6 separate regions of the Homo sapiens genome follow, and all the other regions are linked to region 3. A link is a loop called in an ENCODE intact Hi-C map of the cell type or tissue named here. Cell type or tissue: endothelial cell of umbilical vein. All regions are shown on one strand.

What was found. A loop is a pair of places that touch in the nucleus more often than their neighbours do. Peaks named below come from ENCODE experiments on the same cell type or tissue, not always from the same donor. Only the 100,000 strongest peaks of a DNase experiment are listed, where the experiment ranks them.
Region 1: it touches region 3 in a loop (8-fold over the local background); 5 of 110 quality-filtered maps call a loop at or near these places.
Region 2: a loop joins it to region 3, with 3 times the contacts of the local background. A loop is called at or near these places in 3 of 110 quality-filtered maps.
Region 4: a loop joins it to region 3, with 7 times the contacts of the local background. A loop is called at or near these places in 5 of 110 quality-filtered maps.
Region 5: a loop joins it to region 3, with 6 times the contacts of the local background. A loop is called at or near these places in 9 of 110 quality-filtered maps.
Region 6: it touches region 3 in a loop (4-fold over the local background); 7 of 110 quality-filtered maps call a loop at or near these places.

What each region holds. Positions count from the first base shown.
Region 1 is chr12:11,862,245-11,866,244 of GRCh38, reverse strand. All of the region lies in intron 4 of ETV6 (ETS variant transcription factor 6), which reads right to left. Among named protein-coding and RNA genes, the nearest start is that of BCL2L14, 210 kb to the left of the region's middle. In endothelial cell of umbilical vein, no CTCF peak of the experiment used is centred here; DNase peaks (open chromatin) are centred at 2,084, 2,444, 2,534 and 3,214; H3K27ac peaks cover 2,764 bases.
Region 2 is chr12:11,672,210-11,676,209 of GRCh38, reverse strand. The region is part of intron 1 of ETV6 (ETS variant transcription factor 6); the gene reads right to left. Among named protein-coding and RNA genes, the nearest start is that of ETV6, 25 kb to the right of the region's middle. In endothelial cell of umbilical vein, no CTCF peak of the experiment used is centred here; DNase peaks (open chromatin) are centred at 1,499, 1,909 and 2,479; H3K27ac peaks cover 2,188 bases.
Region 3 is chr12:11,797,157-11,801,156 of GRCh38, reverse strand. All of the region lies in intron 2 of ETV6 (ETS variant transcription factor 6), which reads right to left. Among named protein-coding and RNA genes, the nearest start is that of ETV6, 150 kb to the right of the region's middle. In endothelial cell of umbilical vein, no CTCF peak of the experiment used is centred here; DNase peaks (open chromatin) are centred at 2,136 and 3,496; H3K27ac peaks cover 3,095 bases.
Region 4 is chr12:11,883,843-11,887,842 of GRCh38, reverse strand. ETV6 (ETS variant transcription factor 6) reads right to left here. Exons shown (of 8, transcript NM_001987.5): 6 at 3,256-3,398; 7 at 1,817-1,917. Among named protein-coding and RNA genes, the nearest start is that of BCL2L14, 190 kb to the left of the region's middle. RefSeq lists enhancers at 1,646-2,356, 2,383-3,582. In endothelial cell of umbilical vein, no CTCF peak of the experiment used is centred here; DNase peaks (open chromatin) are centred at 2,262 and 2,982; H3K27ac peaks cover 2,861 bases.
Region 5 is chr12:11,744,304-11,748,303 of GRCh38, reverse strand. The region is part of intron 1 of ETV6 (ETS variant transcription factor 6); the gene reads right to left. Among named protein-coding and RNA genes, the nearest start is that of ETV6, 97 kb to the right of the region's middle. RefSeq lists an enhancer at 2,073-2,292. In endothelial cell of umbilical vein, no CTCF peak of the experiment used is centred here; a DNase peak (open chromatin) is centred at 2,003; H3K27ac peaks cover 2,344 bases.
Region 6 is chr12:11,729,319-11,733,318 of GRCh38, reverse strand. All of the region lies in intron 1 of ETV6 (ETS variant transcription factor 6), which reads right to left. Among named protein-coding and RNA genes, the nearest start is that of ETV6, 82 kb to the right of the region's middle. RefSeq lists enhancers at 2,454-2,553, 2,794-2,903. In endothelial cell of umbilical vein, no CTCF peak of the experiment used is centred here; a DNase peak (open chromatin) is centred at 1,698; H3K27ac peaks cover 2,297 bases.

The sequences.
Region 1 (4,000 bases), 65 kb before region 3:
GATGACACATACAGGCTGCCAAAAGGGAAATGGAATTAAAAAAAAAGGCAAAATAAAGATTCTATAACTGAAAAGTATAATATCTGAAATGAAAGACCGGACTAGATGGACTTAATAGCAGAACGGAGATGAGAGAAGAAAGGGTTAGAAAATTTGAAGACAGATCAGTAAAAATGAAATCCAAACAAAACAAATCCTCAGTGACCTGTGGAACAATATCACGTGGTCTAACACACATGTAATTGGTGTCCAAGAAGGAGAATATAGAAAAAAACAGAGTAGAATAAATTAAAAAATAATGGCTAGATTGTCCTCAAATTTGGTAACAACATTATCAACAACAGTAAATTCGAAGGTCCAAGAATCTCAAGTAAGATATGTAAAATAAAAACCACACCCAGGTACACCATAGTCAAACTGCTGAAAACCAAAAATAAAGAGAAAATCTTGAAAGCAACCAGAGGAAAAAAAGAAACTATGTACAGGGGGAGATTATACTAATATACTATATATGCATAGTATGATATATAGTATATATATACACACACACCATATATACTATATATGATTATAGTATATATGATATATAGTATATACTAATACTATATAAGTATATACTTACATAGTATATATAAGCCTACGCTAATATATATAATATATTATATATACGAATATACTAATTATGGCTGACTTCTTTAAAAAAACCTGAAGAGAGGGACTGCTCAAACACACACACAAGAAGGTTGCAGATGGGAACCTATAGGTTGAAAAAAACTTAAGAGATACGTTAACCATCTGCAATGTATAGATGTTGTTTGGATTCTGATCCAAACTGTAAAAAACATTTATGAGATGGTTGGCAAAAAGTGAACACTAGCAGATTATTTGATGATACCGAGGAACTACTAGTTTTCAAGTGATATGATGGTTCTATTATGATTTTATAGTCTTTTTTTGAGACCTATGTTGACACTATTTTTTTTTTTTTTTTTTTGAGACGGAGTCTCGCTCTTTCACCCAGGCTGGAGTGCAGTGGCGTGATCTCTGCTCACTGCAAGCTCCACCTCCCGGGTTCACGCCATTCTCCTGCCTCAGCCTCCTGAGTAGCTGGGACTACAGGTGCCCGCCACCATGCCTGGCTAATTTTTTGTAGTTTTAGTAAAGACAGGGTTTCACCATGTTAGCCAGGATGGTCTCGATCTCCTGACCTCATGATCCGCCCACCTCAGCCTCCCAAAGTGCTGGGATTACAGGCATGAGCCACCGCGCCCAGCCTGTTGATACTATTTACAAGGGAAATTATATATCTGAGATTTGCTGTAAAATAATCTGGGATGGTGAAGGAGAGAGGAGGTAGACCACAGAGGAAGACATGATTGGCCTTGAGTTGATCATCAAAACTGGTGATGGGTACATGGTGATTCATTACACAATTCTCTTTACTTTTGTATAGGTTTGATATTTCCTGTTATAAAAAGCTTTTTTTTTTTTAAAGTGCTTAATTAACCTTGCAAGGATATAGGTTGGAAAGACAAGCACTAACTTCCTCACTTTAACCCAAATGCATAGAAATGCTTACTGGGCACCAACTAAAATGATCTGTAATCTTTTGTAGACAAGGCAAACTTTCCTTTTATAGATAATATGGATGTCAATTCTGCTGCCCATAGAAATGTATTTATCTTTTGTCCCTGGTCCACTTTTCATTTGTCACAGAATATGATCACTGTAAACAACTATTGAAGACAGTTCCAGTTTGAACTTTCCTATATTTTCTTCTAAATGCCATTTACAGAATGTCTCTCTTTACTTAAAAGCTTATTAAGGCTTAAAAATACTTAAGGATGATGAAGACCATGTATTGAAAAATCCCATTTCCTGAATCCATTTCCCATCTTATAAATTTCAAAACGGTCACAGGCGTTGGTCAGTAATCTGGTTACCTGCAGGCTTTCTTTGATGTCCTGGGCTTCAAGGCTTAGTGTGTGGGTGTGCACTCAGGGCAGGCCTTAGGAAGTCTGGGAGGACCAGGAGAGGAAGAACTTTCATGCCAAGGGTAAAGGAGGAACTGATGTAATGTCCTGGAGAGATTTCACTCTCCGTTCCTGCCCAGACCTTGGGAACAATGCAGGAGGGTGATAGTGCTTTGGATAATCCAACTCAGATTTTACTTTGGACTCAGGATCCAGGCAGGAACAGGACTTGGAGGAGCTTGATTTATTTATTTCTCCACAGATATCACTCAAAGAGGAAGTACTTGATGAAGCTGATAACATTAACAGTAGAGAACTGGATCCGAGGGTATTTAATTCCAGGCTCCTGGTGGTCTGGGCACAACCACTGTCAAGGCTGAGAGGCCTGCAATGAGACCCTGCAAGCTTTGTTTCAGTCTGCAAAGCAGTGCCCATGTATGGAGTAGGCTATGACATTCTCAGCCTGCTGCCTGCCGCCTCTGTTATTATAAGTTGGCAGCAGGGCATGGAAACTTACGAGACCAGAGCCGGCAGGCAGAGAAGCTCCGGACACAGGAAATGCACTGAGCGGACAGTGGGTGCATTAAATCCCCCAGATGTAGGAGTCTTCTGTCTAAAACAAGAAGATTTTTTTGGTCTGGCCTTGATGTCTGGGTTTGTTCTTGGTGAGCTGCCCAGCTGGAAAACTGGGAAATTATCCACATTGCCCTCATTCTGAAGGTCTTGATATGGAAGGGAAATATACAAGGAAGAGGGAGGGAAAGCCAGACATAATTAGTCCATGTGGGCACAGAAGGAAGGGAGGAAGAAAGACCAAGGACTGGCAGGGAACCGTCATTCTGGTTGGAAGTGTTTTCTGATCCCAAACCTTTTTCCTTGTAGACCTCTGTCAGACACAAATAATCCCTTCTTCTCACTGCCAAACGGCCTAAAATAAACCAGGACTTTAAGTGGGGTAATTTTCTTTACAAAAAGGTCTGATTTCTTATCCTTTCCTCTTATTAGAAAAGTTTCTCTACTTACAATTCATAAAAATTTGACCCAATTTAACCATGCTATAAATAATAAATAACCAGTAAACCTAAACAAACAGACAAAAAACTGCCTTTAGTGAAAGTTTTGACCGATAAGTTTCCAGGGAGAGCAAAGGCTAAGATCAAGTTTGCATCTCACACACCAGGATCACATTTCCACCACCGTGCTTTCCCTAAGCCCACGGATGCTGGTCAGAGAAGAAGGTCACCAGGGAGACGCAAATCAACAGGCCCAGGAGGTAATGCTCACTCAAGCCTCAGTCCACTGGGTTTCACTTTCTCCCTCTCCCAGTCATTTTGTTAAAAATTAGTGGGAAGTATGAATGATACACAGAGCTAGACAGAAGTCATAAGCTCAAGGTCTTGAGGTGGAATTCAAACTATATTTCATATACCACTCCCGGTCTCTTATGCCCATTATGGGTTGACTATCTCTCCCCCAAAATTCATAAGTTGAAGTCCTAACCCCTAGTACCCTCAGGATGTGATCTTATTTGGAAAGACGGTCCTTGCAGATGTAATTAGTTAGGATGAGGTCATTTTAAACATCCAATATGACTGGTGTCTTTATAAAAAGTATACTCTGGACTTCCAGACATACACAGGGGAAGAATGCAGGTGAAGATGAAGGCAGAGACCTCCAAGGCAAGGAATGCCAAAGCTTGCCAGCAAACCACCAGAAACGAGAAGAGAGTCATGGAACAGATCCTACCTCACAGCTCTCTCAGAAGGAACCAACTCTGGCACACGTTGACCTTGGACTTCTAGCCCCCAGAAAAGTGAGATAATAAATATCTGTTGTTTAAGCCACCCCGTTTGGGGTACTTTGTTACAGCGGCCCTAGCTAACTAATACACCCCCTACTCCAGTTACCTGACGTTCAACCTTTGCTTGGTTTGGAGTCTTTCCACTAACTGTGTACCTGGCATTTCAGCCTATTCATCCCCACAATGTGCCAATGTCACCGAACTCCCTTGGAGGGCCTGAGAAGAA
Region 2 (4,000 bases), 120 kb after region 3:
TGTGTGCTCTGTCACGTTGCCTCGCTTGGCAGCTTCTAGTCTCTAATGACTGTCTGCTGTCCTCTCCAAAGCCATCAGCCAGGCAGGGCCCATTCCAAACTGACAAAGAAAGTGACATGAACAAGCAAGAAGTGGCCATAGGTGATGGCAAGAAATAAAAGGCAAGGAATGAGATGGGAACCTTAGATGACTTTACAGGATTATTTCATTCAACCACTTCTAGGTACCCAGTTCCTCCTTCATCAGTTTCTTTCCCTTTCTTTTATTTTCTTTCTTTCTTCTTCCTGCATCAATTTCTCTCCCTTTTTCTTTTCCCTCCTTCTCCCTCTCCCTTCCTTTCCTTCTCTCTCTCTTCCCTTCCTTTCTTCCCTCTTTCCTTCCTTCCTTTTTGTTTAGAGACAGAGGTCTCACTCTGTTGCCCAGCGTGAAGTACAGTGGCATGATCATAGCTCACTGCAGCCTCAAACTCCTAGACTCAGGGGATCCTACTGCCCCAGCCTCCTGGGTAACTGGGACTACAGGCACACATTACCACATCCAGCTAATTTATTTTATTTTTTTATAGAGACAGGGTCTCACTTTGTTGCTCAGGATAGTCTAGAACTCCTGGCTTCAAGTGATCCTCCTGCCTTGGCCTCCTAAAATGTTGAGAATATAAGCATGAGCCACCATACCTGGTCAAATTTCTTTTAGAGGAAAAAAAACCTATGCCTTGCTGTAAATGAACATTTCTTCTGAATGTACAATATGTGCTAACTAACTTTAGAGGGATACAACATGAAGTTTGAGAAAGTATATTTTCCAAAAGGATTGAAATGTATAGATGCACTTGCTCAGTGATAGGTAATACTTTAAAATATGTATTAGGATAACTATAGGATTTCCAGGGGCTTTTTGTTTATTTGCTTTATTTTTGCTCTTTGTAGCAGAAGTACAAATGGCAGACTCTACAAGGTCTTCAAAGAATGTTTTCTGGGTAATTCTGAGATCAATGTAAAAACACCTGGGAGCTACAGGTGCTTGGGGGTTACAGAAGAACATCTAAAAAAACACATCCTGGTGTTCTCACTCCTTGTGGTAATAAACTCTCAGGGGCTGGAGGACTAGGCTTACCCCCATGGCTACAGCTAGGTCTACAACTATTAACAGACATATGCGTGCAAAAAGACAAGGCCTGTCTCAGGGAGCTGACGGAGGGCCTGGCTGTACCTTCACAGCCCATGATGCATTAAATCCCTTCCATAAATGTTGACTGAGGGGCTCCAGCTTTCCTCCAACATTAGGAGGGCAGCGGGTCTCACCAGATTTACCCGTCATCCTTAGGGAAGCGGGGAATTGGTGGATCCGGACACAGCCAAAGAACTCCTGAGCACCAGGGGCCTCCGCTCCTGGGGCAGTGAGAGAGTGGCAGCCAGAGAGGTCTCTCCCTGCCCCTTCTCACATCATCATCTCTCTAGGTGGTGGACACTCATGCTTTCCTGGAAAACAGCGGAAGCAGCTGGCTCACCCAGGGTCGCACAATCAGGGCTTCATGGGGAAAACACCAAACACACACACACACACACACACACACACACACACACACACACACACAAATAACCCCTACATTAACCCCTATGGGCCTTGAGCTACAGCACACATTTTAGCAGCGCCACAGAAGGTGCCAAAGTGTTTCTATTGTCTCCGGCTGTTTTCTGCATATATTCATTATATTAAAACCACTGTCTCCTCTTTGGATATTAAATCTCGAGGGCAGGGACTCTATGACCACTTTCAGAATCCTCCAACTTGGAGTCTCGGTACTCCTTAATGAAAACTGCACATAAAAGAAACATTGCCATTGTTTAAAAGCCTGAGCTTCCCTTCCTAGGTCACTGGCTGGCCATCTGCTCTTTGGCCCAGAATTCCTGCTTTCCCTCTTCCTCCACACGCCCATTTGAACATCCTCTGGCATTTTATATTGCTATGTCTCATGGCCTATGGAACTAACGAGGCAAGGACTTCCCAAAAATGAAGGCGAAAAAGGAAGGAAGCGAACGATCTGGCCACGCGAGCACACTGCTCTTTATTGTTTGCTAGATTCCGTGCATTGTATCTGCGGGGTGGTCTGCTGGTCCCCAAGGTAAAAGCCAACTAATGTGTCAAATATGCATTACGATTTGTACCTTTTAGAGAAAGGTGGGATGGAGGTCATTCTTTCTGAATAAAGAGAAATTCCCTGAGATAGATTTGCATTGGTAGAAGAATAAAAACTTTACTTGCTTCAACCAAATTCCAAAATATGGCCATTCCATTCCTGAGTTTTGTTAGTCAACTCCACTCACAAGAGCCATGGAATCACTGCCAAATCTCAGTCTAGAGACCACGCACACAGTTTGACTAACTCGGGGGAAAGGAAAAGGATCACTCTAACAACAGTCACAGATAATATCTGGCCAAGATCAAATACAGGATCATTACCCAAGAAGACACTTGAAAATGGAATACAGCAATAAAAATGAGACAAGCTCTCTTACATAAGAGAGAAACTGATGTATTTGGGCAACTACAAAGATGACATTCGGAGGGCCTAGTAGGAAAAAATATTGATTTCTGAAGGAATGATTCACTCATCCAACATACTTTCCCTCTAATCACTACTTCCCAGACACTTCCTATGTAAACTTGGTATTACTAAAAACTCCAGGTCTAGACCTGACTTTACTGCTTTTTCATTTGTTCCATATAGAACTCTTCCATGGTCTCTCCTCAGATACCTGGGCAGCAGAAGGTTTAGTATCTTAACAGTGCTTTCCTCTTGATACTAAGATATCCTTTATTTTATTCTGATTTGTAGTATGAGCCCTTCTCTCCAACATCAGCCCTCCCTCAATAGTCATCCAGATTTTCTTCTTCATGGACATCTCCAAATTCTTTCCCAGCAGAGTAAACTCATCTCACATCCTGCCCCGCCAAATCCCCTCCTCATTCACCACTCCCACCTGCTCAGAAAGCTGCCCCTTCTGCAGCCAGGATCAACACCCTCATTCACACACCCTCAGAACACTGCAGCTTGGCACCCTCAGAGCCACAAATGGCCCGCTGCGAGAGCCCTGCACAGTTACCCAGCTCCAGCAGCTGAAACCCTCTCCCTTTCCCTTCTGTCACTGAATGTTCAAGTTCAAGGTTACTGAGAAGTGCCAGATTTCGTCTGGAAAGTCCTCCAGTCAGTGAAAAGGCTAAGGGAACACAGAGGTTTTCTCCAACAGGCAGCCTTCCCAGAGCAGTAGGATGGCGATAACTTTTGCTCTTGGCTAATTCAGGGTTTCCCACAGAGCATCTGCTCCGGACTCTTCCACGGTTCTGATCAACCCTGTTCACCGCCTTCCTACCCTCACCCCAAGGGGATCTTACTTCCACTTTGAAGTTCAATACTGCCAAGTGGTCCCTTTCTTAAGACTTGGCCACTCGGTAATAGCTAATATTTCAGAGCAGTGGCCCTGCTGTTAACACGTGTGGTGGGGGTCAGTGAGATTTCAGTAAGGTGGCCGTCTGTTATGAGCAGCATGATTTACAGGCTATGTTGCTGATTATCTCTTAAAATCTCTTTTAGCTCTGCATTTTGGTGAAGAGCACTGTATATTATACGCAAGCTTTGTCTCACCCCATTAACGGAGGACAACTGTATCAGCCATCTGAGCCCGAGTTCCCATGCTACTTAATTGCTACGTCGTTGTGTTAACGAAGTTAGGAGGGGGGCTGGCAAGAGCGTAAATCACCTTCACGTGCAGATATTTGTGGTTTTATTTTTCCTTTTGCCAGCTTGTCTCTCTGTTTCAATTGCCTACCATCTGCCTTTGAACAATCTAAGTGTGAGCAGATAGATTTTATTTGGAGGATGAAATGCTTTGAGCTCATCCTAGCAAAGCATTTTCATATACTGGTGTTCAGGGCATTTTCTGTTTAATAGGATCTCAGAGGCGATTCGATTTGGGTTGGGAGTTGGTTCCTTACAATACTC
Region 3 (4,000 bases):
TTTGCCATCCGGATGCTGGGAGTCTCCTTAGAATTACACTTTAAAAAGTCACATGGGATGAGTGAGGACAAATTTTCGATGAATAAAGCTCACTTTTGCTTCACCTATATTTTTGCTTTTAATTTTAAAACCATGATGTAATTATACTACTTTGGAGGGCGGACTAAACCTAGTATTATCTAGAAAAGTCTCAGAAAATGTTTGCTGCAAACTATTCTTGCTTTTTAATTCTTGTTTTAAAAATATGAGACAGGGTCTGGCTATGTTGCTGAGACTGTGAGACTGGTCTCAAACTCCTGGGCTCAAGTGATCCCCCCAACTAAGCCTCCCTATTAGCTGGATTACAGGTGTGTGCCACCATGCCCGGCTACTTTTTAATTCTTTCTGGGGAGTAACTGGTCCCCCTTTCTGGGGGGGTAACTTCATTCTCATGAAGAATATTTTACATTTTGAAGTCCATCTGCAGCAACATGGGTGAATCTGGTGCACATTATGCTAAGTGAAATAAGCCAGTAATGAAAAGATATATATTACACGATCTCGCTTACATGTGGAATCTAAAAGTTGAACTCAAGCAGAGTAAAAGAAGGGATGCGGGTGGGGAGGTGTTGGTCAAAGGATACAAAACGTCAGTTAGATGGGAGGAATAAGCTCAGGAGATCTGTTGTATAACACGGTGATTATGGTTAATAACACTGTGTATGTTTGAAAATTATGAAGATGGTAGATTTTAAATGTTCTCACCACAAAAAACAGGTATGTGAGTTAATGGCTATGTTAATTAGCTTGATCTAGCCAGTCCACATGTATACATACATTAAAATATCATGTTTTATGTATGTATACCATAAACATATGACTTTTATCTGCCAATGAAAAATTAATTAAAATTTAAAATGTGATGGGGATGGGAGGTGAGATGGATGATGAATAGGAGGTGGGATAAGAAGGTCAGGTTACTTTTCCATGACCCAGAAAATGGCCTGGGATATTTTTCAGTCCTTAGATGTCCACTCCCCTTTCCTATGTCTGCCAGAGACTTCCAAGGTCATATATATTATCAGATGTAAATTGCCACCAGCTGAGACTTTAGATTTTTGAAACTCAAATATAAGCCCTGCTCTTCAGAGATGGACTCCATAAAAGCACTGAGTGAAGGCTGTAAAGAAACATCAAGAGCCTGGGCAACATAGCAACACTTTGTCTCTACAAGTAATTGTTAAAAATTAGCAGGGCATGGTGGTATGCCTGTCTGTCCCAGGGACCCAGAGGCTAAGGCAGGAGGATCACTTGAGCCCAGGCCATCGAGGCTGCAGTGAGCAGTGATCATGCCACTGTACTCCAACCTAGGCAATAGGTTGTCTCAAAAAAATAAAAAATAAAAAATAAAACACACACACGCACACACATCAGGCACTTGAATGCAAAGTAGACGTGCCCAGTTTGGGGACCAAGAAGGGGAGTATGAGGTATTAACGAGGACTTCATTTCGTAATGGCATTGCAGCACAAGAATGCATGGTTCTCCTGTTGGTTTTGATTGTGCTTATCAATTGGATTTATTAACCTCTTTTTTCGTAACAGTTCCATAACGTTTCCCTAATGCTTTTAGGGTCACATGAAGGTATGTCAAAGAGCCACGGGTTCTCCTCTCCTCTCTTTCATACTTAAGTTGGGATGGAGAAAGACCACCAACTCCAATGCCTGGATTCTAGAAGCTAATCAAGAGATTCCAAACAGTTGGTGGGGCTACAGAGGGCATGGACACTTCATGTGTGCTTATGAGGGACTGGGGAATGCACATGGATAATGTGACAGTGACTGTTTTTAGGAGCCCTAGGAAAGCACCGGGAAGGCTGTGAAAGATGGATGGCAGTAAAGGAGGTTGGGCACAGTGATCTTGTTCTGCACTAGACATCTAGTTCACTTGCAAAGTTGTGAACCTGTATGAGCCCATTCTCTCCTCGGGCTACATGGATAAGAATGTCTGTGGGTAGCTGTCTCCTCTTCTTCCTCTCCCCTCCCCCTCTGCCTTTAGTTAATTGCAGCTGTGGTCAAGGGACTGCAGCCAAAAGTCCCACAATGCACTCCTCCACAGGAAGTTCCCAAGATCTCTTCCTGAACAGGAAATTTCCTGTGGTCCAACAGACATTCCTCTCAGCGTTTATCACTCACATACATTTGTTTTGGCAGATACTGGGTCTTGGGTAAGAACAACAAGCAACGGTTGGAGGGAAAGCTACCTTAGAGAAAAAAATGCAGTTATTGTCAGGGGAAGAAAGTGTGACTGAATTAACTCCTATCTCCAAGGAAAACAAATACTAGCAAAATGGACTCAAGAGATCTGAAATGTGTGAGAATGTAAATACCACTCACACAGCTATGCAACACTAGGGATTTTATTTGTAACTCAAAGTGAAGGTAGGCAGGCTTTTTGGGGGCCAACTTCAAAGCATTTAGAAATACTCTTGTAAAATTTTCATTTTTATAAATGTCATGGCTACAGAGTGATTGAGATTTTACATTTTTTCTGCTGTTTCTTTATATATGTGCCCTAACGTAACTTATTTCCTCATTACAGAATCATTTCAATCTCTCCCACTTCTAGACACTAGCATTCCCCTTTCCTGAAGAGGAAAGAGCTACCCACGTGGCTCGCAAGCTAGTATTTCACATTTGTGTTGCTTCTCCATAGTGGAGTCTACACTTTCAGGGGCTCTAAGAGGTGGTATGAGAAAAATGTAAGTACTGGGGCATGACCAGCATGATTTTCCCTTGTAACTGGTCTTTCTGCCCCCGATCTTATAATCCATCCCTCAGCACATCACTTTCCTAAAATCCTTCAATGGCTGCCCACCAATTTGGAGGTCTTTACTTTTAATTTCCTTCATGGCCCAAATTAAACTTTCTCCTCTCCTAAGTCAACTGCTTCTCTTCTGTGGCGCAGTGACATGAAACACACTCCAATCACCCTACGTTCTAATTTGTTGGTTACTTATCTGTCTTCCCCAACGAATTACAAGTTCCTTGAGGTCAAGAACTATCTTATTTGTCTTTGGAATCCCAGTACAAAGGATTGTGCCTGATACATAATAGATAGTTGATAAGTTTTCCTTGGAAAGATAATCTCAAAATCTTATCCTTGTATGGTAATAAAAAACAAAGGAATTTCCTTTTGTTTCTATCATCACATTCCCAAATAAACCCATCACACAAAACTATCTTATATTATAAGCATTCTAGCAATCTAGTAACAACCTACAAGAACCACGGAACTAAAATCTTTTCCTTCAAATCACACAAACTTGGAATGTCCACTTTCTCTGGTATGAGAGATTTGTGCATACCATAAGTCCTATTTATTTTACTTGGGTTTTAGCTGCAGTGAGATGCTTGGCTGTCTGCCCCTACGGCCCAGAACCTTTCCAGTTAGGCTTACTTAACCCTCCTTTACTTTGAAGTTCAGCTCCACCCAGACTCCGGGACCAGGCCTACCCTTTATCAAGAGGAAGCTTGGGACCAGTGGTTCAGGGAACCAGTATTGAGTCACTCCTGCTGGCTTTTCTGTGCCCTTGTCTGCCACCTAAAAACAAGCCTTTGCTGTAATGGGATGCCTATCTTGGTTCCTACCCAGCTCTGTCTTCCAGTCCTTCTCAATAACAGAAGTCCTATGACCGAATCCCAGTCTCTGTGGCTGGATTTCTGCTCCTTGAGCTCTTTGTTTCTAAGGTTAATGCTGGATGCCAGCTCTCAACTGCCAACAGCCTGCCACCTTACCACATTCACCAACGACTGGCAGCCCTGGCCCTCCTCCCACTATCTGGTACTGAAACTTCCCTATGACCCTGACTCTGTGGGTACAGCCGAGGTTTTGGAACTGTGAATTTCTTAAAGAGAGTAACTTTTCATTTCTGTGTTCCCAGTGCCGGGACTATTGCTAGGTACACTGTCTGAATAAAAATAATGGTGTTTGAAAGAATGAATGGTCTCAAAATGGAGAG
Region 4 (4,000 bases), 87 kb before region 3:
CAAAGTTGGCTGCTTCAAACAGCAGTGATGCCCCTGATGAGTAAAGAATTCAATAATTCTGGGTGGAATTTCTTTTCTTTTTTTTTTTTTTTTCTTGAGATGGAGTCTCGCTCTGTCACCAGGCTGGAGTGCAGTGGCGCGATCTCAGCTCACTGCAACCTCTGCCTCCCGGGTTCAAGTGATTCTCCTGCCTCAGCCTCCCGAGTAGCTGGGACTACAGGTGCATGCCACTACGCTCAGCTAATTTTTGTACTTTTAGTAGAGATGGGGTTTCACCATGTTGGCCAGGATGGTCTCGATCTCTTGACCTCGTGATCTGCCCACCTCAGCCTCCCAAAGTGCTGGGATTACAGGTGTGAGCCATCATGCCCGGCCTCTGGGTGGAATTTCTAATCCGAGACAAGTGTCTGTTTTGAAGATGTCATGTCTGAAATACTTAAATGTGATATTTAAGGGGACACAGCCTACAGGAAACTCTTGGACATTCAAATTTGGAATTTCAGGGAGATTTTAGAGCTGGATATAGAGATTTAAGAGCCTAACCACTGAGGTGATAAATGAAGTTGTGTGTCGGGATCAGTTCATCCACGAAAAAGGTATAGAGTGGGAAGAAAGGGAGCCAAGGACTGCGTTTAGGTTGAAGGATGAAGAAAAGCCATACGGTAGAGCCAGAGAATGGAGGGTTCTTTTTTTATTCCTTCTATTCTGTTTCCCTTTCCTGAAGAGCCTTTCCCGTTTCTTTTGAAGATCTTAATTGCTTTTACTATTCCTAAGTTACCATTCCTTCCCAATGCTAAAGACCAGATTCTCTGCTCTTTCCAATAAATTAATCATATCAGTGAGCTCATCTGTTCATACATGGTATCACTTCCTACCTGTATATAGATAATTCACAATCTACATCTCTAGCCCCATCTGCCACTCTCTTCTGGCCCACCTGCCAAAACTCATCACCCAAGGTTGTGTTTGTTGATCTCACTTCTACCAACCTGCAGTTGGCCCCGCTAATGACTACCACCAGCACCAGAGGTCTACTTCTACATCTCCTGATTGGTCCTTCAGATCCCTCCTTCTTCTTCCAGTTCTTTCTCCTCTCTTGCATAGTACTTGGAATTACAATCTATGTGGTGGCAGGCTAACTTGGTTGGAACTCATTATCTATGAGGAATTCTGGAAAGAAAAATTCTAGTGCAGCAGCTTGTAGACTTATTCTGACTACGATGCATTATAAGAAATACATTTTACATCATGACTCATCACGTACATACACACCTGGAACAACATTTTCATGAATCAACTGTCATTCTTGCTACATGTCATGCAGTCTGGCATTTTCAACTCTATCCTATCCTATCCTTATTTCATTAAAAAAAAAAAGCTCTGATGGACCCATTCAATCTATTTCATGACTCACTGTGGGTCATTACCTGCATTTTGACAAATACTGGTTCAGAAAGTTGCCTTACAGCGATGGTAACCTGGAAGTCTAGGTTTAATTCCTTGTTTTGCCATTGACTTTGTGCTTTTAACTACACCGGACTTTAATGCCACATAATATTATTTGGTCACTGCGTTATTTTAAAGGTGAGTCAGATTCTGTTCATTTAGTTTTGGCTTTATTACAGGACAGACATAAGTTAAAAAAATATTTTCCTTAAATCCTAACAAACCAGTACCTGGTATCCAGTTTGTAGCAATGATTGGCTTTGGGTATCCGATAGGCAGGTAGAGATCTTAACAGTCTCCCCCCACTCCCCGTTATTTAAAGAAAACAGCATCCTCCCAAAAGAAGGAAAGGAGAAAAAGGAAGTGCTACCTGAACAAAAGCCTTTGTCCTGGCTCCTTCCTGATAATGTTTAGTTTGTAGTAGTGGCGCAGGGCTCTGGACATTTTCTCATAGGTCATGTTTGTTCTGTTCTGTTTGTTCAAAGGAGGAAGGGAGAAAAAAAGCACAAAGACACAATGAAATGAACCTCAGAAAAGGCACTGCGGGAGCTATTAAAATAAAAGCTCTTCAGCTGCTGCCTGTGGCCCTGCCAGTTTGGGAAGCTACCTGCTAATCGGCTGCCTTCCAGGCACATCTGTCCCCACCCTTTAGCTTTTTATATTCACTGTCACCAAGGTTTACTCCTAAGGTGAATCACCCTTTGTCCGAAGTCCTGGAGCCCTAGCTAATAAAGCAGATCCCATAGCAGCCTCGCTTATTTCCTTTTCCCAAGACCGCTCTCTGCTCCGCCTGAGGAATTTCCTGCAGGTTCCCCCTATCTCTGGGTCACCCTTCACCTTCTGACCCACACAGCATTTCTTTTTTTTTGTTGCAATGACCTTTTCTCAAACTTGTGTTTCTGGTCTGTCATTTTAAGGAAGACAATTCTTTTGTTTAAATTCCTGTTGTGGAAGCAAGAATACAGTGGTTCTGGGCCCGAGGCAATGGTACAGTGGGAGTAGCAGAGGGATTTTTCTCAGTGACTCACACATGGAAGTGTCTGTCAGTGGGGCCTTGCCATATTTGGTCATGGTCTGCATTACCCACTGCCTTCTTAGAAGGCTGCAGGTCTGGGCACACCTGGCTGGGCCTCCCTGCCTTTTCACTCACTCAGCGGATTGGGGTTGTGCCACCATGCCAACATCAGGCTTTGCTTCAGGTCCACCTATCGACTGGCCTGGATCACGGTTACCCGCTTTTTACAACTGCGCACTTGAGCAGTCTTCCTTACTGCAAAAGACTTTATTCAATTCCATTCCCTCCTCCCAGTTTGGGAAATTGTGGGGCAAACTTCTTGCATCGCTTGCTTATAAAGGGGATGTTTTACAGTCAGAATCTAAGTATTTTCTATAAAGAAATGGGCTTTGGGGAACATGGGAGTTTCTAACTGAGCAGAAAAGTAGTGGCACTTCCCAAAGGTCCCCTGTGAGTCAGAGAGTCTTGCTGTACTTCCCTTTTACCCAGTTCCTAACAACAGTGGAGGTGGCGGGATCAGGTCAAGGGGAGTGGAAACAAGAGTCACTCATGATGCAGCCCAGCAAACCAGGATATGTGAGTTAATGGGCACCTGGTCTCAGGAACAAATGGCAAGATGCATCTTTAATTATTTCCTTCCCTTTGCAACTGCCTAATTGCTTGCCCAGCAAGGAATAAACTAAATAAGTATGGGCAGACGTAAAAAGCAGAAGACAGACGATTATCCTCCAATCCAGGGATAAGGACTTCATTTTGGCACTAGTTTATGGAGCAGATATCTGCTGCCCTTTTACCTTATGGTTTCCCCACAGTCGAGCCAGTCCGTTGGGATCCACTATCCGGAATATTTTGGATTCTTTGTCCTCCCATCGGATGAAGTTTTCGTACCGGCTGTCAGAAAGCAACTGATAGACGTAATCCCAAAGCAGTCTACAGTCTACAGAGGAAAAGGGCAAGAAAACACTGTTGAAAATGTTTCTTGTTGAGGCACTAACCAGAAGAATCAAAAAAGAATCCAGCAACTGCTTCTGCCTAGCTTGGGTTGACTGATTGTCTAACTAACTTCCTTGTTTTACCGGGAAGAAACGGAGGCCCAGAAAGATGGAGGGAGGTCCTGTTGTGTGACCTTTGACCCACCGGAGGCCTCAGAGATGATCCAGGCGACAGCCTCCCTCCACAGATGATGATACAGTGACCCAGAAGTCCACGGTCGTGACCCAAACTTAAACCTGGGCAGAACCCATGTGAAAGACGGGAGGCAAGTTCTAACTGAATCAATGGGCTCTGAATGTGTGTTAAATGCAGGCTGGAAGGAAAAAAGGGTGGAAAGAGGGTCCTGATGGTTACAGAGAGAGCTGTGTGGTAAAAAATAGTGGAGTGAAAAGGTTATCCTGGTGTTGGTGGGAGATGGATGGATAAAGATGAGAAGGCTGGGGTAGGCTAAAACACAGCAAAAAGGAGTGAGGAGTGAAAAATGGTGGGAAAAGAAAAACTATGTGGCTTGGTGACTCTGACTGTGGGAACTGTGGCTAGCATGGT
Region 5 (4,000 bases), 53 kb after region 3:
TTATAAATGCCAGGACTGCCCCCAGTGATGGCTTCTGAAGCCTAGTTTGAAAGTCCTGAGGAGGAAGAGTGTCATGGACACAGGATAGTGGTCATTTCCCCACAGCTAGGGTAAAAATGCCACAGGCATGCTTTCATCCCATTGCACTTCGGTGTCCCATCACTGTGAAGAAACCTGCAACCCAGATAAGATGGAAAACAGCAGGCACCAGTGACAAGAGTGGTCATGCCAGCAATATTCAGTATTTTGAGAGAAGGATCTCTTTTCCACCCTGCAGGTGTTTAGAAAAGCTGCCTGAGAAAGCTGATGCTTGTACCGTCGTCAACTTCTACAGATTCAACAGAAGAAACCTCTCCTATGGGAAGCTATTTATTGAAATTTATTAAAGTGAAGTCTGAATACACAAGTATTTAAGTACACTCTTCTGGCTGCAAAAATTTCAAGTGGTGGTGATGTTGGCTTTCATTAAGTAAGCTTTTATTAACAAGCTATAGACACATTAACAAAAAATTGAATACGCTGAAATTTGAGCTCTAGAGTTTTCTAGGTTTCTGCCACCAGGAAAGCACAGATATACACAAGAACCTAAAGTAATACACTCTTGAAAGTCGACATTTTTTTCACTTGAAAAAAGCTATTGAATATTTTGTCCACTCCAAAATTCAGTGAGACAAACGTAAAGAATTTGAGAGAAGATGCAAATGCCAGTCTTCTTTTCTAAATAGACATTGTACACACAGCCACAGAGAGTAACATTTTTGGAATCTCCCCAGAAAGAAAGAGCATACCCTAGCATCTCGGCTAGAAAGAACACCACAGAGACTCAAATGCAAATTTTGATGTAGCAAAATCCACATCCACCAAATCACAGAAGTGAAGTTCATGATTTCTTTTCATCCAGAGAGTTACCAGAAGATGGTTTAGACATCCAAGATGGTATAGGGGCCCAAGCTGGCTTTCTTCTTGGTGTCCAGTGTCCCCCCTGCCCTGAAAGCAACATCCCTCTGGATGCTAAGCCATTAATTTTTACAAGCCAAATGGTGTTTGGGTCTCAACATTCATCTTGCAGAATACATATCAGTACTTCCAAGGGGAAAAAAATGAGTGTACCCTGTGAAAATGAGGATGGGTAGGAACTATACTCCTAGCATCTGAAGTCTCCTCTCTAGGTTACCCAGATGGCCCACTCAGCCCTTGGGGAGAGGGTACGCCAGACAAACCAAACTCAATGTTGCTGTGGGGATCTTCCAAGGAGCCCGCTTCACCAGTCTTAAGGAGTGCCCTTTCTCTAGTTTATGTAGATGGTTCAGGACGTGAGATATTCGGATTCCTGTTTAGAACTGAAATTGTCCCTTTCTTCTGCCTTTCTGGATGGTTACATCCTAAAATCAGAAGGCAGTATATTGCTTCTGTCAAGCAGATACAATTAAGTCAAAGCATCTTAAGTCTTCCTCTTACCCAGACCTGTATTATCTTTGCATAGTGAGATTAAAAAAAAAAAAAAAAAAAAAAAGAGAGAGAGAGAGCATTAGCAATAAGCCCTGCAATCAAACATCTCTGTAAAAGGTCATTGAGTTTTTTTTCTCCCTATGATTAAGAAATATTTCAGCATCCATCAAGGGTCAACTATGAGGCTAGGCCTATAGCAGGCATTACAAATTATGCAATCATACATCCTAGAATTTCCAGGATGGTCTCAATATTTAAAGTTCCGTGTCCTTTTACCCATAAATACATATGGGTAGTTGTATATAAATACTTAACACCTCTCAGAACACGTGTCACAATTGTAGCTGGAAAATACAGTCACTGCCACAATCAGGAAAGAGAGCTAGCATTAAGTGAGCATGTGGTATGTGTTCCCATGAAGCCTTTATTTTATTTCAGCCTCACAATGACCCTGCAAGGAAGGCATCGTTATCTCCATTCCGCAATGAGGAAACTGACTTGAAAACCGCAGTTCCAGTCACTAGCTTGGGAGATGGTGTGGCTGGTATTTGCGTGCAGACTGATCTAACTTTACTTCTCTGAACTGCTTTATAATGCCAACCAGTCAACAATGACTTCACAATGGGGAATTCCAAGAGACAGGTTCAAGCTTGTAAAAATCATAGCAGCCTTCGAATATTTCGTTGCTCTGCATCCTCACTCCTCACAGAATTCCAGCAGGATTCTTGAGGGTGACTCAACAGAGCTGCCTAAGCCAAGGCACCTACCTTCTTATGCATGTTGCTTATCCTATGGGTAGCACAGACTGAGGGGTAAATGCATTCAGCTGACGGAAGGGGACTCTATCTGATGTATGAGAAAAGTTCTCATGGCATGACCCCTGAGCAGGAGTAGCCATTCGAATTTATCCAGGGATCTACATTAACCATGGGACACAATCAGTAGGACCAAGAGGGCATTTCCAGGTTGCTTATGCAAATGATAACTTGGCCGTGGCTAGAAATCTCACTGGGCATTTTTGAGTACAAACATATTACTTTCTATCCTAACATTGTCTTTAACAACAACGGAAGACATTTCCCTTGTTCTTATCTGCTTACCCAAGAGCAGCAAATCTAAAAGTACAGGTGAGATAAATAGAAGCAGTAAGGAGGAAAGAAGCCTGCCAACATCTATTTGGTGCCTATAGTGGGCAGATCTCTACACCAAGAAGGAGCTGAGTCTGCCCCCAGAAATCACAGTGGCCGCAGTCCAAGCAAGACCTCTCCAATGGCCCAAAGATGCACATTCCCAAGAGGGGAATGGATGAAGGCATTAAGGATATATGTGGCCTGTGGGGGAAAAAAGATTTAAAATCTTCTCGGAGATGTCTTCAAATATAGGAAGGACAAGTCTAAGAGAGACTCAAGGCTTGCTTGTAGTAGCAGAGGACAGAGCCAGCAACAGATACCGATGCACTAGAAGGAAGGCCTTTCAAACAGCTGAAGTCTCCAGATAAATGGGCGATTTACTGTTCTCCTAAAGCTGACTTAATGCTGAGGCTGAACAGTTACTCTAAAACACGTGCTTGCACTGGGAAGGAGCTGGAGTAGGAGAACTTAAAGGTTCCGTATAACTGCAAGATGCTGGTTCTATACAATCTTATCTCCCCTGGTAAGTTAGAGCTTATAAATTACAGTGTGGGTAGAACAGCTCCAAATAAAACACGGACACCACAGTCCCCTTCTTTATCAATTACTCCCCTATGCCTCCTCACAGGATCCTAGGGTTCTACTGAATATAATTAGAAAAAGCACTAGTTTCTAGAATTAGGAGCAATTTCTTTAAAGACAAGCACCAAAGCAAAAAACTTAAATCGACTTCTTTATTGTTCCCATTTTAAAACATTTTAATTAAGATACTTTCCATTCTTGACATGCCATGAAATTCTCTCTTTTTTTTTTTTCCTGAATTTCCTTAGATATTTCTAACATGGATAGTAAGCGGAAAGTAAAACTGTGATTCCTTGTCACGTCAGGCTGTGGTTACCAGGGAGGTCTATGAAGGTGGCCCAGTTCATGTGGCTGGAACCCAGTGTGGATGTACACGCAGGCAAAGTTACAAGCTTTGAACCTGCATGGGAAAATTTAAATCACACCATTCTGCAGCCCCAGGCTATACCTCTAATCCCTGCCATGATATAGAGGATTGCCTTTGCTCAAAGCAGAGATTAGATGAGCTCAGCAACACACATCACCACTCCTGGAAACGCCATAAAAGTGCATGTCCTACTAACAGCAGGTCAGCAGCATCAATTCAGCATAAGAAAGGTGGTGTGACTTTATTTATACAGAACCATCAGACGTCACCTCTGGGGAAGAAATAAAGTCTTGCTGTTGAATTTATCCAGCAATGCCTCTAAGCTTGTGATCCACCTTTTGAAAGAGGGTCACTAAATCCTTTCTTCCTAGTTCTAACAGCAGAAGAAACAGGTACTGAAATTAACAGCAGCTTGTATCCTGGGCACAACAAAGTGGCCAAGTTCAGCTCTTTATTAGCTGCTTTCTCCTCC
Region 6 (4,000 bases), 68 kb after region 3:
CTCCTGCCTCAGCCTCCCGAGCAGCTGGGACTACAGGCACCTGCCACCATGCCTGGCTAAATTTTTGTATTTTTAGTAGAGACAGGGTTTCACTGTGTTAACCAGGATAGTCTCAATCTCCTGACCTCATGATCCGCCTGCTTTGGCCTCCCAAAGTGCTGCAATTACAGGCGTGAGCCACTGCGCCCAGCCCAAAGTGGTTAATATTAATATGCTGAGTACCTTCCATGTGCCAGACACATAAGATACTGTATGTTTCTATTTCATCAATGGAGAAACAGAGTCTGAGTGGGGTTAAAGAACGGGCTTCCCAATGTCACACAGTGGTGCTAGAATTTGAAGCAAAGTACGTCAGATTCTAAAGCCACAATCTTTCTACACTTTCACCCCAAAATGAGGAGTAAGAATGAAAGTGACACTGTGGATTTAAGGAAGATAATAGAAAGTCTATTAGAAATATATATTTTTTGAAACTTGTATCATTTAACATAATGATTACAGAGCTGGAATTGGGCAATTGAAATGGAGAAGAGCATCTTCTGACATCCAGGGTCATGTGTTCAGGCTCAGGGACAGGGTGCTTTCAGAACAAGGGTTGTTCTTGGTCCTCTAGAGGCAGAAGGAGGACGGGGTGGTCTGTGTGTCGGATGTGGCCAAGCTGGAGCACCAAGGAAGCCCCCAGCCCTGACAAAGCAGCACATTCAAACGACACAGTGCACGATGGCAGAAAAAGATGGGGTGGGATACAATGGGGGGAAACTCCCCAAGTCGGTGAAAAGGTTTGTACTTGAAGGACAACGTCCTTCTCCAGAGTAGAGCTTACTAAAGGAGATGCATCCCATTTTCTTTTTGAACCTCTCCTGCTTTCTACTTCCAGCTTCTTTCCTCCTGGTAAGTTTGGGCAGGAAGGGGCCTTAGAAATTGAGACCAGCATCCTCATTTTTCAGATGAAAAACCTGAGATCAACAGAAATATTTGAGATCACACTTCTTGTTTCGGAAATCAGGTAGTTAGCAGTTCTTGTTTTCGTTTTTCACCATATAGTGCAGTAAAGGGGAAAAGGGTAGACAAAAAAACAAGAAACCAGAAATATTACTTTGCAGAGACATTTCCACGTACCTCGAACTGCACTAGTTCTGCGACTGTGTGCTCAGTGTTGTCTTCTACCAGGTGATGCTAAAGATTTGCACTGAGCCATGCACACACTGCTGTCTAGGTCAATTCTTAAGGTAGCTGCCTAGATTTAAGGTAAGGACTGCAGGGTGGAACATCTTCTCTTTATGCAGAGCTACCTGAACTGGTCGCCTTCTTGGGTGACCCAACCATGCTGGTTTGTCTGGGACTGAAGGGGTTCCGGGGATGTGGGGTTTTCAGTACTAAAACTGAAATCCCAGGGAAACTGGGACAAGCCGGTTACCCTACTGCCTTCAGTAGGATCACATTTTCAACTGAGCTAATACATACAGACAGACAAAATGCATTTAGCTGGAAGTTTTAGCTGGTAGAATACCAGCTAAATGGTAGTTAACATTTTAATTTTTTAAGAAAATTAGCAAGATGCAAATTAATGACTATGAAGGGCTTTGAGCCCTTGGGGAGGAAGGTATTCTCAAAGTAGGAAGTGTTAAGTTCATAAAAGAAACAATATGAGAAGGCAGTGGGGCTTTTTCATACCTAACAAGTATGACTAAACCTGTAAACACTTCCTGTTCCGTCCCATGTTTTTCTGAAATTCGCTTTTCCTTAAAGGCCAATAAGACAGAAGAAAAAAAATTATTCTTTCTCTTCTCTTCTTAAGAATAACAGTGGGAAATTTCAAACCTCCAAAGACGTCTAAAAGTTTAATAAGCTCTTGCTTTTATATATAAATATTAAGGAGAAACAAACAACACTCACTTTTCTCCATAAGCATCCTGCATTCTTACTACATGAAATTTTGAGTACGTAGAAAACCATCTGATCAGGGAAGACAAATACTCACACTTAAGTAGCACTGACTTACTCCTCCACCTAGTTATATTTTCAATACAAAAATTTTTGCTTTAATTAAACACTGTGTTAGGTGCTGACAATGCAACACCGAATAAGAAGGACATACCTTTATTTCATACATCACAGTATCCTAAAGATCAAAACCTGCCTTTCTAGACTTAGTCATGACTCTTCTTATTGCAGTGGAGAAAGAGGGCTGCCCCTAACAGCAAAGCTCACACTTAAAATCATTTCTCCCCAGCAGCACTTCCCATTCACAAAGAGCAGTGCTACAAAAGGCAGCCTCACTTTCACCTGTTCTGGGTCACCAACTACACTGGAGGGGCTTGGCCTAGAATCGGGTAGAGGGGATGTGAAACCAAGGAGGGGGTTACACTGGGGAACATGTCACTGGGCCTCTACTCACAGAAACAGCTTAAAGCCACCTGTACCCACATTTGGGAAACGTGTGTCTCTGGTCTCCTGGAGGCATAAATTGAACATTATAATATTCTAGGGAAGAGCAAACAGCAACCCACTGAGGGGTCTTGGGCCATGGGAAAGTCTTCCATTCCTCTACTTCTGCTCTAAAGGGTTGATTGTTGTACACTCCAAAGCAAAAGAGGAAAATCAAACCCAGCTCAGAAGTCCGCCCACATTCTGCGGTGGAGAGAGTTGCCAAAACCATTCTCTGCACCTGTAGGATGAAGTCGCAGGTTCACAGAGCAGGGACAACTGTCAGATGTCCACCCCGCAACATGGCTCCCTCACAGGAGAGTCCACAGTTATGGACCTAGGTTCTCTGCTGGGCTGCGCTGGACAACCCGTCCTTAGAACTCTAAATCCTGCCTTTGCACAGGCTTCCTTGGAGCTCTCTGAGGCCTTGGTGACTTGCACCTTTGTGCACACTACAATTGGCTTCCTTGAGCTTGGCAACCCCAGAGCAGCAGCCTCATTGGACTTCTGTTTGTACAGGACTTGTCAAGCAGGTTATGCTGCTTTTCTGCCACCTTTCTTTCCAGACACCTCTAAAATGTAAAGTTATCAGGAAATAAGAGAGGGATAAGGTTTTCTCACCACAATCCCAGAGGCCTACAAAGGCTGCCTAGACCGTGGGCTTTGCTGAAGGCCTGCTGCTGGTCTCTTAAATGGTGAGGCATGTTTTTTAAGGATTGTAGAGGAAGAGTTGTCAAATATAAGGTCAGAGTCAAATGCACTGTGTTTCTATCATTACTGCTGGCCTCTTTACAGAGGGAGTAAAATGCACCCCTCGACGCTGGCAGCAAGTCCTCTGGTTGCATCAATAATTTTCGCTTGCACAGAAAAATCCCCCAGTAACGCATAGATGGTCATGAACTCCCCTTTCTATTTTGCAGACCTAGAAAGCGTGGTAGAGAGAAATTAAATGCCTTTGTGAATCAGCAAAAAACACATAGGGATAAAACCCAGGACAGCTGGTCTACCTGCTTTAACCCATGCATTCAGCACACCATGGGGAAAATAGTTATTTTTTCACTACAAAAGAGGTGACCTTCTACTTCAGACATGTAAGATAAAAAAATTTTTTAAAGATACGGTTGTTTTGTTGAGAGAACAATCAATAAAATAGTAATGCCCAGTACAGTTTTATCCAGAGGTCAAGGTAGTATCTAACCAAGGTCAAGACTGTATTGAGTCAAGAGTTCAAAGGCCACTATCTTCCCCATAGTATGAGTCAGTCAAACTGAGATTGCTTCAAGGTTAAGGAAGGAATCATCAAATTGCCAACAGTCATACCAAACAGGACAGGGAAATTGGCTATTCCTGTCACATCTCCTTTCCATTAATTATTAAGTAGTTGACTTAGGGAGCAACCCTCTCAGATTCGGGGAGAGTCCATTTATGAGACATGAACTCAAATCTACCACACAGCAGCCCAGTCCCCCCCACCTGATCCCACATGGCTGCCTGGCAGTTCTAAGGGGCTTCCAAAAAATTCTCCAGTTAAAGGCACAAAACCTTTGAACAGGCCTTCAATTCTAGTGCTCCC